Linked DNA regions of Mus musculus: region 2 is linked to region 1. The links are chromatin loops, found by intact Hi-C in ENCODE. Cell type or tissue: heart. All regions are shown on one strand. Links, peaks and the distances in the headings refer to the core of each region. The heading gives the core; the rest is flanking DNA. Region 1 has its middle 11 kb from the start of Gm40668. Region 2 holds the start of Gcc2 (GRIP and coiled-coil domain containing 2).

What was found. Hi-C counts contacts between places; a loop is a spot of excess contacts. Peaks named below come from ENCODE experiments on the same cell type or tissue, not always from the same donor. Only the 100,000 strongest peaks of a DNase experiment are listed, where the experiment ranks them.
Region 2: it touches region 1 in a loop (2.8-fold over the local background); 2 of 42 quality-filtered maps call a loop at or near these places.

The regions. Positions count from the first base shown.
Region 1 is chr10:58,319,273-58,327,028 of GRCm38, forward strand. It overlaps a transcript of Lims1 not described here. Among named protein-coding and RNA genes, the nearest start is that of Gm40668, 11 kb to the left of the region's middle. In heart, for the core only: no CTCF peak of the experiment used is centred there; DNase peaks (open chromatin) are centred at 3,799 and 4,179; H3K4me3 peaks cover 2,946 bases; H3K27ac peaks cover 2,087 bases.
Region 2 is chr10:58,253,959-58,261,714 of GRCm38, forward strand. It overlaps Gcc2 (GRIP and coiled-coil domain containing 2), which reads left to right and starts at 1,568. Exons shown (of 23, transcript NM_027375.2): 1 at 1,568-1,613; 2 at 1,871-1,924; 3 at 2,862-2,946; 4 at 4,283-4,350. The coding sequence starts at 1,608. In heart, for the core only: a CTCF peak has its summit at 4,755 (motif pointing right); no DNase peak of the experiment used is centred there; H3K4me3 peaks cover 752 bases; H3K27ac peaks cover 125 bases.

The sequences.
Region 1 (7,756 bases), core at 1,733-6,732:
ACAGTGTACTTACATATAATAAATAAATAAATAAATAAATAAATAAATAAATAAATAAAAAAAAAAAAAGAATGTTAAGCCGAAGGGCCCAAGTGAGGATGCTTCAATCCCACTTGGGAGGGAGAAGAAAGCAATTGGGGGTCGGGGGACAGAGGAAAGGAGGGACCTGGGTAGGAAAGGGGACAAGGAGGGGGAAAGGGGAACATGATCAGGTATTGAAGTGGGGAACAGGACTGAAGCCCTGAGGGCCAGCAGAAAGAGTGGAAACAGGCAACCTTTGGAGGTAGGAGGTTGGGGGACCCTCCAGAATGTACCAGAGACTTGGAAGGTGAAAGACTCAGAACTCAAAGGGAGGGGCCTTAGATGAAATTCTCTACAGTGGGGAGAAGGAACTTGTAGAGTCCACCTCCAGTAGAAAGACAGGGCATCAAGTGGAGGTATGGGGTTGCCATCCCACAGTCAAAAACTCTGACCCATAATTGCTCTTATCAGGACAAAAATGGAGAAGAGCCTAAGGGAAAGGAGATCCAGTGACAGGCCCAAATTGGGATCCCGTTCAAGGGGAGGCCCCAAGACCTGACACTATTGCTGATGGATGATATGGTGTGCTTACAAACAGGAGCCTAGCATGACTGCCCTCCAAAAGGCCCAACAAGCAGCTGATGGAGTGAGATGCAGATACTTACACTCAAATAATGAACAGAAGCTGGGGACCCCTGTGGTTGAATTAGGGAAAAGCTGGAAGAAGCTGAGGAGTAGGGCAACCCCGTAGGAAGACCAGCAATCTCAACTAACCTGGACCCCTGAGATCTCTCAGACCCTGAGCCAGGCAACATACACCCCTGATATGAGGCCCCCAGAAACATATACAGCAGAGCAGTGACAGATCTGTCCTTAGTGAGACAAGATGCACCTAACCCTAGAGACTTGAGACCTCAGGGAGTGGGGAGGTCTGGTGAGGTAGGGGTGGAAAGAGTGGGGACATCTTCTTGGAGACAGAGGTGGGGGGAGGTATAAGATGAGGAATGGTCAGAGGGCAAACTGGGAGGGGGAAAAAGACTGGACTGTAAAAAAGGATTAAAGAATAAAACATTTTAAAAGAGAACTCCATATTTCAGGATAGCAATGGAAGTCTCACTGTTTTGGTTCCTGGTCTACTGCTGTGAAGAGATACCATGACCCAGGCAACTCCGGTAAAAGTATTTAATCAGAGTCTTGTGTACAGTTTCAGAGGGTTATTCTGTTATCATGGTGGAGAGCATAATACTGGAGTTGTAGCTGAGAGGTTTATATACTGATTTAGGCAGGCAGCAGAGAGAGGCAGTAAGACCGGGCAGAAACCTCAAAGCTCATCTCTAGTTAAACCTTTTCTCCAATAAGACCGAACCTATGTCAACAAGGTCCCTTCCCATACTCATTGGCAACAATCCCTCAAGTGGATTTTTGTTTGTTTGTTTGTTTTGTTGTTTGTTGTTTGTTTTTCAAGACAGGGTTTCTCTGTATAGCTCTGGCTGTCCTGGAACTCACTTTGTAGACCAGGCTGGCCTCAAACTCAGAAATCCACCTGCCTCTGCCTCCCAAGTGCTGGGATTAAAGGTGTGTGCCACGCCCAGCTCAAGTGGATTTTTTTGCTGAACTATTTCTCCAGCCCCAATACAAGAAATATTGTACATGATGGATTCAAAAAAATATTTAAAAATGAAGTCAGACTGGGTTCTTATAAACTCCACTGATCTCATACATGATCATGTGGGAGTAATGGGATTTGTCATGCACAACTCAGCGGAGTGGAATTTTAGGAATGCTAAACTGTCCTTTTTCCAGAAACATCTTGCACAAATATTCTCCTTGTCCAAGTTTTTTCTTAACATGATCAGCGTGGGGCTGGAATGTAGCTCAGTGGAAGAATCCTTGCTTTCTGTACATGAAGCCTTAGGTTCCTTTCTCAGGTGTTGTAAAGACCTTGGTGTTCAGAGAATGTGATGTCGGGCTCATCTTTGTTATAAACTTCACTGAATCGGGAATCAACTCACCCACTGGGCACTCCTGTGAATTTCTTTTTTAAAAAGATCAATTTATTTGAAGCCTGAAAGTAGGCAGCATCCTTCTGGTGGTAGCCCAGATATAAGAACAAGAGTGTGAACTTTCCTTTTTACCTGTTGGTCCTCTTTGAGGTTCTTTGAGCTAATTTCGTTGAGCTTCCAATGCAGGTCTCCAGGATTGTTCTAGGCTTTCAATGCCAGATTTGGACTGCTGAGTCATTGAACTTTCTCACTGAGCAACTACTGGACTCTTGGCTTCTTCAATGTGAGTTTTGAACCCAGGACATTTAGAGTCCAAGATTTCACTCTGAATTAATGTACAATATTGCCCAGCACGTAGTATTAGTTTTCTAGTATAACAAAAATGGTAAAGATAGAGTAAAACTTAGTTCTGAAGATAAAGGAGTTGTCTAACTAGTCTATTATTTGGGGGCAGGAAATGGTTTCCCCTGTCCTCTTATTACACACTTATGTGGTAGAGACAAAGGGAGATGGAAAATAAAAAAAAAAAGCCTCATCATTTTCTTAGTTTTTGTTTTATTTTTGTTTGTTTGGAGACAGGGTCTCACTATGTAGCTGTGGCTGTTCTAGAACTCTCTATGTGGACCAGGCTGGCCTCCAATTCACAGAGATCCATCTGCCTCCGCCTCCTGAGTGCTGGGATTAAACGTGTGCACCACTATGCACAGCTGTGGGGGGAGGGATGCATATTTAACTATTTATTTTGGATATTCTTTTCATTAACTCTTTGTGGGGCTGCAGAAAGAGCTAAGCAGTGAAGCATGCTTGGTGCTCTTGCAGAGGACCTCAGTTTAGTTCCCAGCACTCACAGGTCAGCTCACAAACATCTGTAACCCCAGATCCAAGGGCTCCAACGCTGTCCTCTAGTCTCTGAGGGGTACATAGGTGGTGAGTAGGCATATATGAATGCACTCATACTCACACACACATTTTTTTTTCAATTTGTGTGTACTTTGTATTTTTGGTGTACATATTCACACATATGTGAAAAACGTCCAAATATCAAATTTTGTTTTTAAAAGCTGACTGTTGACAGCCTGGTCAACAATAAAGAAATTGTCATGGTAGCATCCTTTTTTATTCTGAGATACTGTAAAGTTGAGCAGTTAGAAATTCAATCCCGTTTTCTAGAACAACCATATTTTTCTAAGCTTTCTTTGTGGCAGACTTTGGTCAACCACAGAAGTAGAATCACTCTGAAAGCACATTCCTCAAATGGCATTACTATGATGAAGCTAAAAACCACTAATCAAGAAGCAGCCAGTTTTTACCCAACTATCCCAAAATGGCAGCAAGATTTTTTTTTTCCTTTTGGAAGCAAAAATCTTTAAATTCTATTTCGTAGCATTTATTTATTGTGTATATATGTGTTTGGAGGTCAAAGGACAAGTGGAAATGATTGTCTCCTTACACCATCAGGGATTGAATTGTTGAGCCATCTTGGAGGTCAGCTAAAATTCTAACAGAGCAAGAAAGTCCGGCAGGCTGGAAATGCACAATCCAGATGAGGCCTCCTCCCTGGAAGACTTGCAGGACATCCTCTTTGGCACAATCTCCTTAGGACCTTCGCAGAGCAGATGGGAACCCTGTATAATCCCCACGCCCTTCAGACAGAACCAGGTGGCCTAACGCCAAGTTGAGTCAGAGGCTCAAGCCAAGGGTACTCTTGCCTGTTCTTTGACCATTACACCCTACCAAGTGTTCCCGGCGATTAGACTCTGTGATCCTCCACCCTCGGAACACCCATAAGCCTCTCTGCCTGCTTGGGGCTAGGAAAAGCGCCTACAGCCAAACTTGGAGAAAGCAGGCTTGGGGCCAAGCCGAAGAAGGGGCGGGACTATGTGGAGGAAGGAGGAGCTATGACAATTAAGGAGCGGGGCCAAGACCCAAAACGGCCCAATGCTGGAGGGTCTTCGCCGCGCTCCACCTCCCAGCCTCTGCCCCTTGACTTCGCTCCGCCCCGTTCCGGGTCCCTCCCCCCAACCCCCGGCCCGCCCAGTCTACGCAACACCCCAAGCGCACCGTCCTACCCACGCGAGGTTTAACCACGCCCTCTCAGAAAACTTCGCCCCGCCCTAGTCCGGCTTTGGCGGGCCTTAGCCACGCCCCCTCGCGAGCCTAGGCTGGCGCTCTTCGGGGCGTGGTCAACGCCGCCATTTGCGGGCCACTACCAGCTAGTGGCCGCGGGGCCGCCTCGTCCCGCCCCCTTCCTGCCTGGGACCGGCCCTCAAATCGACTGCTCGCCGCCGCAGCGAGGGAAGAGGGTGCGGCCGCCGCGGCGGGGACTGAGGCACAGACTGACCCGGCGTGGACCGCGGAGATGCTGGGCGTGGCGGCCGGAATGACCAACAGGTACGGGCGCGCGCGCGCTCTGCGACCCGCCGCTGCCCGAGCCTCCTCTGGGCCCGGCCCGGCGGGCGGGCAACCTTCGCCTCCGCGCGGCCTGCGGCTGGCGAGAGGCCCGGACACACACCGCCCAAGCCCGAGGCGGGAGAGGCCTTCATGGTCCTGCTGAGCTGTCCTGTGCGGCCTAGGGGTGTAAGGGCAGATGCTGTCCCAGAGTTTGGCTAATAGTACTTTACATTCTACCGACAAGAAGAATGGATCAGAGGGTCTCAGGGTCACGCAGTCCAATACATTTGTTATATTAGAAATGAAAACGGACGTGTAAAATGTTTATTCGTTGAATGATACGTGATCTATTAACATGCATAACAATTGAATGAAAATAGCATACCCTAAACAGAAAAGTTAAGACGAACAGCCTGATACATGTTTGTTTTACAGATCCTTTCCACGTCTGGCTTAATAGAAAAAGCAGCTGGGTTCCCCTTTTGCATTGTCTTTTGTGATGTGTTTTGAATGAACTATTTAAAAGAAATTCGATTTTAAGTAGATGAAGAGAAATATTCGAATGGCTTTTCCAAATACTTGTGGGTATTCTTTATGATTCTGCCAGAAGTTCAGAAGATGTTTCTTCAAAGACTAGTTTTAATATGAAACCCGAGCTCACAGTTATATGAAAATTCCTCAGACTGTCTTGTATTTGAATGGAACTGTTACTCATAATGGATTTTTATTGGCTTACCCTATTAAGGAAGATTCTGGATGCTAACACAGGGTATTAATGTCTCTAAGTGAGCTTCGTTAACATCACCACCGGTTTCATTCAGTTCTTAACTATTCAGGAAGCTGTCAGACTCGACAGGCTTCACACTCCAGCATTGCAATTTTCAGTGGAAATCGCGAAGCTTTTCTCATTATCAACAAAATATTGTCAGTTGTCCCCAAAATTTAGTTTCAAGGAAATGTTTGCTAAGTCACTGTTGGTTTTTTTTTTTTTTTTTTTTTGATGTTCCTTCAGAACAAATAGTATTTCAAGAAAAAATGCTTCTAACTCAGCCCAGTGTTTAACATAATAATGTGCTCAAGCTCTATTGCTTTGGGATGTAGCAGGGGCACTGTCCGCACACTTACCATTGGGTTCCAGGCACCTAGGAAGAGGATCAAGAGCTAAGAATTTGTACAACCACTGTACTCATCAGAAGCAATTATTGTATTGGCCATGGACATTGTCCACCTGGATAAAGGATGTGTGGAATATTGATTGCAGGGGTTACAGATGTGACCACCATGTGCGCCCCGCCCCCATTTTTATGCATTAAGTACATCCATATTGGTACACTACTGTTGCCCTCAGACATCTACAAAACTGAAGCTGTTGTACACAGTGAACAGTTCTCCATTCCTTGTTCCCCCAGCTCCTGGCAACTGCCATTTTTCTTGCTTGTTTTAACTTTTCAGTATCCCGGATAAGTGGAGTTACACAGTCTTCCTTTCCTGTGCCATAGTTTGCTGAGTGATAACATGGATGTACAGCAGTTTGTTGTACTCTTCACCTGAAAGACATTTGGGTGTTTGCCTTTTTTTTTTTTTTTTTTTTTTTTAAGAAATTAAAAATAAAGTTAGTGTGGGTGTTCATGTACAGGTTTTAGTGTGAACATGATCATGTTTTTCCTTTCTGTAAAATAAATGTCTAAATGTATAAACTTGCCAGACTGTGCAGTAATTTTACGTTTACCTTTTAAAGAAATGGATGGAATGTTTTCTCAGAGTGACTGTATTATTTATTTCATCAGACACTTAAAGGAGAAATTGACATTCTTATCCTGTATGTAAAGAATTCGGTAAAGCTATCGTGGCCTTCCCAGTATTTCTTTTTTTTTTTTCTTTTTAACGATATGTATGTTTGTGGGCATGAGCATGTAAGTGCAGGTACCTACAGAGGCCAGAGGATGCCCCTAAGTCTGGAGTTACAGGGGGTTTGTGAGGTGACTGAATTGGGAGCTAGGAATGGAACGAGGGTCTTCTGTAATATTCATGTTTTCACCCACCGAGCCATCTCTCTCTTCAGCCCCAAAATAGTTCTTGAATGAGAGCTGTAGTATGGACTTTTCATTCATAGGGAGTTTGTTTGGTTGAGTTTTTTGAGACAGGATTTTGACTTGATTATTAGGACTTAATGACAAAGAGCAACCCTGGGTCCTAAAGTTCCTGTAAGGCAGTGCCATCATGAACAGGGAAACTCTGATGGCACTTTCTAAATGTGCCATGTCCTATGTCTGCTTCTGAAGTAGGGAAATCGCCTTGTGGGATGTTTTGCTTTGTTTGTGTTTTTGTTTTAAGTCTGGGTCTCATAGTCTAGGCCAGCCTTGAACTTACTATTGTAGCCATAGTAACCAAGAACGTAAAGCAACCGAGGATCTAAAGTAAGTAAGCCAAGGGTGATTTTTTAATTTCTCATCCTCCTCTTGAATGCTAGAATAAAGGCATGTCTCACCCGTTTTTCATGGGTTTCTGCAGAGCTGGGGGTCAAGTCCATGGCTTTATGTATGTAAGGGAAGTACTCTATCCCCTGAGGTAATATCCCCAGCCCTGAAATACCTTAGTTCTTTAGCTGTTCTGTGCTCTACAGTGTGCTCTACAGTCTTGGAGAAAAAAAGTCCATCAGGATTGTGCCCTTACTTGCTTGTTTGTTTATTATGAGATTGCACTATATTGATTTTAGCATTTGCATTCTCTCTCTTTGTGTGAGCCAAGTGGCTCTTCTCCTTGGTAGTTCTTTATGATGCTAAGTGCGGGTTCTGGAAATGAGCTTTCTCTCCTTCCCTGGGAGGGCTCAGCCTCTCCTTCGGGTGGAGAAACTCAGCAACCTTAGAAAGCCATAATGGGAGAGCAGAGCCTAATTCTCCAAGTATATTTTCAGTAACACATTTGTTCTTGAGACGATCCTTTAAGTATGCCTCAGTTCAGACCATATCATTGAGTAGGGTTGCATTAAAATAGCAGGAAAAACGTGTCAAACCACTTGTTGATTTTACAGTTCTTACAACCGCTCTAAGCTATGGTTTCTTAATTCAGGAAGACCATTTACATTGCCTACAGAACCTTAATGTATTCCAGAGGACTCAGAGCTTAATGCCTTAAGCTATTTAAAGCAAGAATTATACAACCTGTTTTCTAATGCTAAACCTTCTCCAGTGGTGGGTGGTTGTGGTAGTTGTTGTTCTTAATTTTGTGCATAGTTGTTTTGCTTGCATGTATGTGTATGGACGCTGTGAGTGCAGTTCCCTCAGAGAGCTCTGGGTTCCCAGGAACTGGAGCTTCAGAAGTTGTGAGCTAGTGCTCCTGAT
Region 2 (7,756 bases), core at 1,875-6,874, 65 kb before region 1:
TCATGATGTTTCAGTCAGAGGGCAATTTAAGATTTAAAAAAAAAATGTATCTACAGGAAAATCCCACCTCTAGACCCAGCTTCTCACTGAATTTAAATAGTGCAAGAAACCTGACGAACAGAAGGAATTTGGTCCACCACTGTAAAACTGAAAAAAATAACTGTTCCTGAAGGATCAGAGAAATAAGAGAGAAGGCACACAGCCGCTTGCTGGGCTGTGTATTGGGACTGAGGACTGACAGGGGGTAATGATTTTCTCCCCTCACGGTATTACCAGGGAATTTGATGTCTTTATATTTTGTAAAGGTCATGCCATATGACTTCCAGAAGCCATGATCAAAACCAACAAAAACACCTGGCTTTTCCCATACGGAACTTGGAAAACGCTCTGGCTCTACTTGGGGGTGAGGGCCCAACTGCTTGAAGGCCTATACCTGCAATTAGTGTATGTCTACACCTGGAAGTAGACAACCTGAAAAACCTGCTGAAAAACACCCTCTCACCTATGAAAATACAACATGTTAATTAATATTCGCCACCAGCGGCCACTTGCTCTGTCCTCTAGTTTATGTTTAGGCCAGGCTTAACTATAGAAAAATATCAGGCATTATTTTAGGGTCTAGGTCAGTCTAAACGTGTTCTATTAGACAATAACAACGAAAATCTATATTGTAGTATCTTCCTTCTCTAGAGTCCTCTGGGGTTTGGATTGGTTTTATCTTCCTTATCTTGCCTTCATCCCCTTGTGAGCAACTACAAGGAAAAAGAAGGCCTGCAGGACTCTTGACAGAACCTGGAATCTCTTTACCCTGTCTTCTCTCATTCGTAACCACAAGGGAGGGCCCTCATCAGACTAGTCACGTGTACCTTCCCACACTGTGACCTCGATGGGTTCTTTGAAGTGAATGCTGGAATTCAGTCTGAGTTATCCTTTTTTATGCAACCAGGGTTACCAGTCTGTGGAATGCTGCCACCCACAGTTACTGGGGGTCTCCATAGCTCAAGTAATCTAATCTAGATAAATTTCACATACATGTCTAGAGGCTCTCTCCTAGATGATTCTAGATCCTTTCAAGTTGACAATATAAACAACACGAGAAGCACCTCAGCCGGCAAATTAATATTTAGCAATACAGAGACAGCATGCCAGCATTTTGAAACTCCTGAGAAAGTAACGGATTCAGTAATTTATTCCTTATTACTACTCACAGAGGAACCTATTTTGAACATGACAGAATTAAAGTCACCTATAAAACTATTTGTTTCACATATGCCTGCTAGTCGGGATAGTTATATTTGTAAAGCACATCTTTAAAAATTAGAAAACGAAGTGATCAAAGGAACGTGTGCTCAAACCTGTCACCTGGCACAGGGTAGTAGTGCAGGGCGACTCAGCGCGTTCCGGCACCGGCCAGGGGACCTGCGCAAAGACGACTTCCTCCCGGACACCAAGGAGGAAGCGGAAGTGCCAGCTCTGCGTAGCCTTGGAGACGCGGGGAGGCGTAGTCGCCTCGTAACGAGACCTTTGACCCGCGCTCGGCAGCCTCGGAGGCGGAGCAGCCGAGACTCCTGAAGAGGCGGTGGAGGCAGCCGCGGGTCGCAGCCGCGATGGAGGTAACGGTGGGCGTCGCGCCGCCCCGCTGGCCCGCTGTGCCGCTCGAGGGGTGGGAGGGCATGGGAGCACCCTGTCCCCGCCCTCGCGCCCAGACCCCCGCCGCGGCGCTTGGCATTGAACCTGGTGCTGGCTCCGGCCGTGGCGACGGCCCAGCTCCGGTCCCTACCGCCTAAAGGGGTCCTCCTCTGCACAGATTTGTTTGGCCGCGCCTTGTACCTGGAATTGGGATGAGCTCTTTTTATGGTTTGTTTTACAGGATTCTGCTCCAGATGCCGTAGCTGCAGCACCCTCCGGGACCCCGAAATCCAAGGTGAGGAGAGCACTCAGCCGCCTGGTTCCCTGTAGCGCATAAGGTTAATGAATCGGAAAACTTTGGCATGGGGAGAATTATTTAAAAAAAAAAAAAAAAAAAAAAAAGAACTAACCTTTCCTCAGGGAGTTTCATTTTAATTTACTTACAGATTTCCTGTTCTTTTTTAAATTTCCTGATGTGCGAGCAGTTTGTTTACTTCCTGCTCCTTGTTAGCACGATGCTGTATTTCAAACATTTAGCTAGTCTGTTTAATGAAAGTTTACACAGTGACACGAAGCCGAGGGGATTAGATAAGAGGCAGGAAGAAGCAAGGAACTATATCCTGTTGGCTCCAGCTCCAGAGTTGAGGGTGGAATAAGGTTGTTCTTACAGCACTGTGCAATGTTTTATGCTAAGTGATTCAGAAAGGTAGGGGCACAATTTATTACCAAAATGTAGTGTTTGAAGACTGATTTCTAGGCATTTGCTGAAGTAACAGATTCTTTCAGGTAAGCTTCCTGAAATACGTATCTTCCCTATTCTCATTCTGCAGATGAGGAAACGTTGTGCACAAAGATTAAGTAATTTTCAGTTAGTAAACCCTAATATTTTAGTTGAAGTCTAAATGTGACCCGATTCACCTGTGAATGTAGTTATGTTGTTAGCTTCCAACAGAATGAGTTCTACAGCTCGAGAAATCTTGAGTTCCAAGCCCTTCTTGTACAGCTAGAGAACTCAGTGTTCTCTGTAAGAGTTTTGTGCTGGGGTTTTGGTTTGATTTTCCATTCACCTAATTACTTTTAGTTATTGAAGTTACGTTTCTCAATTTAAAAAATGTGACTGGCTCAACTGTTTAGAGTGTCTCTCTTTGGTTTTCGGCAGACACTGTGTTTCTTTTGGTGGCCGTACTAAAAGCATGGGTTTTAAAACTCAATAATACGACTCCATCTTTCAGCTAGAAACGTTGCCCAGAGAAGATCTCATCAAGTTTGCCAAGAAGCAAATGATGCTCCTGCAGAAAGCCAAAGCAAGGTGTACAGGTACTGGGTTTAAATCAGAGCTTTTCAGTAGACCACCATGCCTAGCCCTGCAGTTGCCTTTGAATAAGTAAAGGAACAAATGAATTTTTAATTCAGTGTGTGTGTGCGCGCGTGTTTTGCCTATATGTATGTCTTTGTTAGAGTTTTGGATTCCCTGGAACTGTAGTTACAGTTGTGAGCCACCATGTGGGTTCTGGAAATTGAAGCCAGGTCCTCTGGAAGAGCAGCCAGTGTTCTTAACCACTGAGCCACCTCTCCACCCCAAGAGGAATATCTTTTTTTTTGAGGGGGGTGGGGGTGGGGGTTCGAGACAGGGTTTCTCTGTGTATCCCTGGCTGTCCTGGAACTCACTCTGTAAACCAGGCTGGCCTCGAACTCAGAAATCCGCCTGCCTCTGCCTCCCAAGTGCTGGAATTTAAAGGCGTGCACCACCACCATCCGGCTGGAATATCTTTTTAATAGTAAAATGAAACCCTTTTTTACTTCGTATGAGTTGTAAATTTTTCTAAATTAAATATGTCTTTTAGAGAAATCAGCTGAAATGTAAAAGGCACAAGGTGTAATCCTCCAGACATTCTGGGAAGTTGGAAGTATAGGCACATGCTGGAGTTGGTCGATGCCCCATTTAAGAACTCTTGAATTCTCATTAACTTAAAATTTTAAACGCCAAGGGTTTGTTCTTCTTGTTGTTTTCCTAACCAGAACAGATAGAGTTTATTTTTAGAAATTGAAACAGTTTGTACTCAAGTAATTTATTTGGGGAGATGACCTAAGCTTTGGAACTAGACCTGTATTGATGAAATAGATTAATACACGTGTTTGATAGAAATTTAGTTATTGCTTTGAGATTATACAGCAAATATTTACAACAAAAATAATAGAATGTATGGGACATGCTTCCAAGTTTTCAGGGTAGTTTGTCATAGGGGTGCACACACCTGGTTTCTGATTTTCTAGCGGCTAAGACAGAAGCATCCGTTGAGCCCAGGATTTCAACACCAGCTTGGGCAACATAGCAAGCCCTCTACGTCTATGTGGACGGATAAGGAAAGACAGGAAAGGAAGAAGACGTGAGTACAGCTTCAGATGAAGCGCAGGTACTCATGTGCACTAAAGCAGGGGAGTGGGAAGGTAGGCCGCTCTTCCAAAGGAAGTTGTTCATAGTAAGCGGGAGAAGAAAAACGACTGCTGCTGTTTGGATGGAGTTCCCATTTCTCTGAGTACTCACTTCTTAAATCCATTCTAATTTATAGGCTTGGGATTCTCAGCATGTACTTGTCAGTTTAGGAGTAATTATTTTCTTGATTTTTGACCTGGAATCTCTTTTATTATTTAGAATTAGACAAAGAAGTTGAAGAACTCAAATCAAAACCTGTTGATGGAGGAACTGATGATATTATTAAGGTAATGAGGCAATTTTTGTTTACTTATAGGAAATGCCCAGTAATAGATAAAATCTTTGTGAGGACTGTCTCCCTGCTGCAGACACTCTTGCTCTTCGTTTGATCTCCTCATCACTGGCCTTGGTTTAGCCTACTAGTTGTTTAACTCAGAGTGAAGGGGACATGACTCACTTCAAACAAAGAGTCGGCAGTCCTCCCTGACTGTCGTTAGTACTAAAGTACCTTTCCTGCTCTGATCTCCCTAGAAAACTTGGCCATATGTAGCACTTCCATCACATGCAGATAGATTTATACTTGGCTGCCGACCCACATTTGATAGCTTCCATTCTAGCCTCCTCAGGCAGTGTGGGGGATGGTAACACATTCCCTTTGTAATCTCAACTAACCTTGCCAGGTCCCTACCACTAGGTGTCATTATTAGTTTTTGTACCATTTAACTTTTGAGTTGCTTTCCTTCCTATTTCCTTTATCCTGCACCTGTAACAGTCACCACAGACCTGTTGCAGTTTCAGGAGATGGCTCCAGTGTGTCTCTCCATTCGCATGGCACTCCGGCTTCCTGAAGCCTCTGTTTCCTGTAAAGAATTGCTCTGGCTGCCCTTTAGATCTGTTGCAGTTCTGAAACTGGACTTTGACAGTGATCCTGTAAAGGTTTGCACTGTTTCCTTACACTGCACACCTCTTTGCTAGGCATCTTGGTCAAACTTACTGACTGGATTAACAGTTGGTTTTGATAGATTTGTCCCTACGGGTACCTAAGAATGATTGCACAGGAAATTTTAGAAACAAAAGAAATAATAGAAACAGGGTATCTGCCTTCTTCTGCCTCCTGAGTGCTGGGATTAAAGGCATACACCACCATTCTAGGCAAGCGTAAATTATTACGTACTTTTTTCTTTTTCCAATTTTTTATTAGGTATTTTCTTCATTTACATTTCAAATGTTATCCCCTATTACCCCCCCCCCCCCGCCAGCTCCTCTACCCACCCACTCCTACTTCTTGGCCCTGGCGTTCCCCTGTACCACCGGGGCATATAAAGTTTGCAAGACCAAGGGGCCTCTCTTCCCAATGATGGCCGACTAGGCCATCTTCTGCTACATATGCAGCTAGAGACACGAGCTCTGGGGGTACTGGTTAGTTCATATTGTTGTTCCACCTATAGTGTTGCAGACCCCTTCATCTCCTTGGGAACTTTCTCTAGCTCCTCCATTGGGGGCCCTGTGTTCCATCCAATAGCTGACTGTGAGCATCCACTTCTGTGTTTGCCAGGCACTGGCAAAGCCTTACAAGAGACAGCTATATCAGGGTCCTTTCAGCAAAATCTTGCTGGCGTATGCAATAGTGTCTGGGTTTGGGGGCTGATTATGGGATGAATCCCCGGGTGGGGCAGTCTCTGGATGGTCCATCCTTCTGTCTCAGCTCCAAACTTTGTTGTTTTCTACTTTTTTAAGGCTTGCTCTACTCTTTATTGAGAGCTATGACCTGCTGTAGAACTTTATATGCTGAGCAAAAGCACAAAAACATATGGAAAGTTTTAGTTTTGTTGAACAGAAAATTTTTCTTTTTTTAAAAAAAAAAGCGGTTTCTCTGTGTAGTTTTGGCTTTCCTAGAACTCTCTTTGTAGACCAGGCCTGTCTATAACTCAGAGATCCACCTGATCCAGAGTACTGGTATTAAAGGTATATGCTATGATACCAGGCAACAGAAGTTTTCTCAGTTTCACAGAAATTAGAAATGATTTCCAGAAGTATGGAAGTAGGAAGTCCTAAGGAGTCTTTGGTCTCCCAGTAATGTCAAGACAGACTGTCTTTGTTTCCTTGTTCTTATTTTTTCACCCTGGGTGATCAGGAGATTAGTTTTAGCTTTTCGGTATCAAAAACAATGGTTGTTTATAAAGATTAGAAGAGGCATTCTGCAGAGTATGCCACAGAACATCTTTGGAATGCTCATCAGGGATTTTCCTTTAGGACTGGCTATGGCTTTGCAGTTAAGAGTGCTTTCTGTACTTGCAGAGGACCCCAGGTGGGTTCCCAAGGACTACATGGTGGCTCACAACCATCTGTGTAACTCCAGTTCCTGTGCCTGGCCTCTACAGGCACCAGTCACACACATGGTACACATACATGCACGTAGGCAAACACTCATACACATGCAATAAAAATTAGGTTTTGTTGCGACTTTTAAATTATTTTAAAATGTTTCATACAATATATTGTGCTCATATTCTTTCCCTACCCCAACCCCAGGTCCTCCCAACTCTTCTGCTCTTCCTTACCCACCCAACTTCATGGTCTTTTCCTGTCTAAGAAAAAAAAAAAAAAAAACCTCAAATCATAACAAAACACGCAAAACACCATGGATTTTTAGATAGGTCAACTACTCTTGAGTGTGAGGCCTACCTTGTGGTTGATATACCCAGTGTTACTCTGTTGTAGAATGCTGATTTTCCTTCTCCCAGCAAGTACCAGCTCCAAGTATTTTATTAAGAGTATGCTCATAAAGGAGTTTTATCTAATTTTTCCTTTTTGAAGGTATGGTAAAATTCTGCATGGACTGTCTGGCCCTGGGTTTTTTGGATTAGGAGACTTTTTTTTTTAAGATTTATTTATTTATTATATATAAGTACACTGTAGCTGTCTTCAGACACACCAGAAGAGGGAGTCAGATCTTGTTACGGATGGTTGTGAGCTACCATGTGGTTGCTGGGATTTAAACTCAGGACCTTCAGAAGAGCAGTCGGTGCTCTTAACTGCTGAGCCATCTCACCAGCCCCGATTGAGAGACTTTTAATTATTCCTTCTGCTTTCTTTTACTAGGGGTCATGGTTTTGCTTAAATTGCTCATATGATCTTAGTTTAACTTTGGAAAGTCAGGCACTATTCTGCTGGGCCTGCCTTTAAAAGTGACTTGGTCCTTTTCCCTTGCAGCTTTCAATATCCTTTCTTTCTTCTGTGTGGTTAAGGCTGATCAATATGTATCATGCGGAAGTTTCTGGTCCTGCCTATTTGGTGTTCCTGATGGTACCTCCTTCTTTAAATTACAGAAGTTTTCTTCTATGACTTTGTTAAAAATATTTCCATGCCTTTGACCTTGTATCCCCACTATTTGTAGATATGGTCTATTCTGGATGCCTTGGGTTTTCCCAGATTTCACGTTTTCTTTGACTGAGCTATCCATTTTTTCTATCTTGTCTTCAGTATTTGAGATCTCTCTTCTATATCTTAACCTCTGTTAATGAGATTTACTGCTGAGAGCCTGCCTGGGCACTGGTTCTCTCTAGAAGGCAGCAGAGGAGGTCTGCTGAGGGCAAAACGTGGTTTTGCGAAAGTAAAAGTTGCTTAGTATGAATAATATTTCATCTCCTTCATTCTTCTGTTATTCTGGGGCCAGAAGTGGACAGCTTCAGA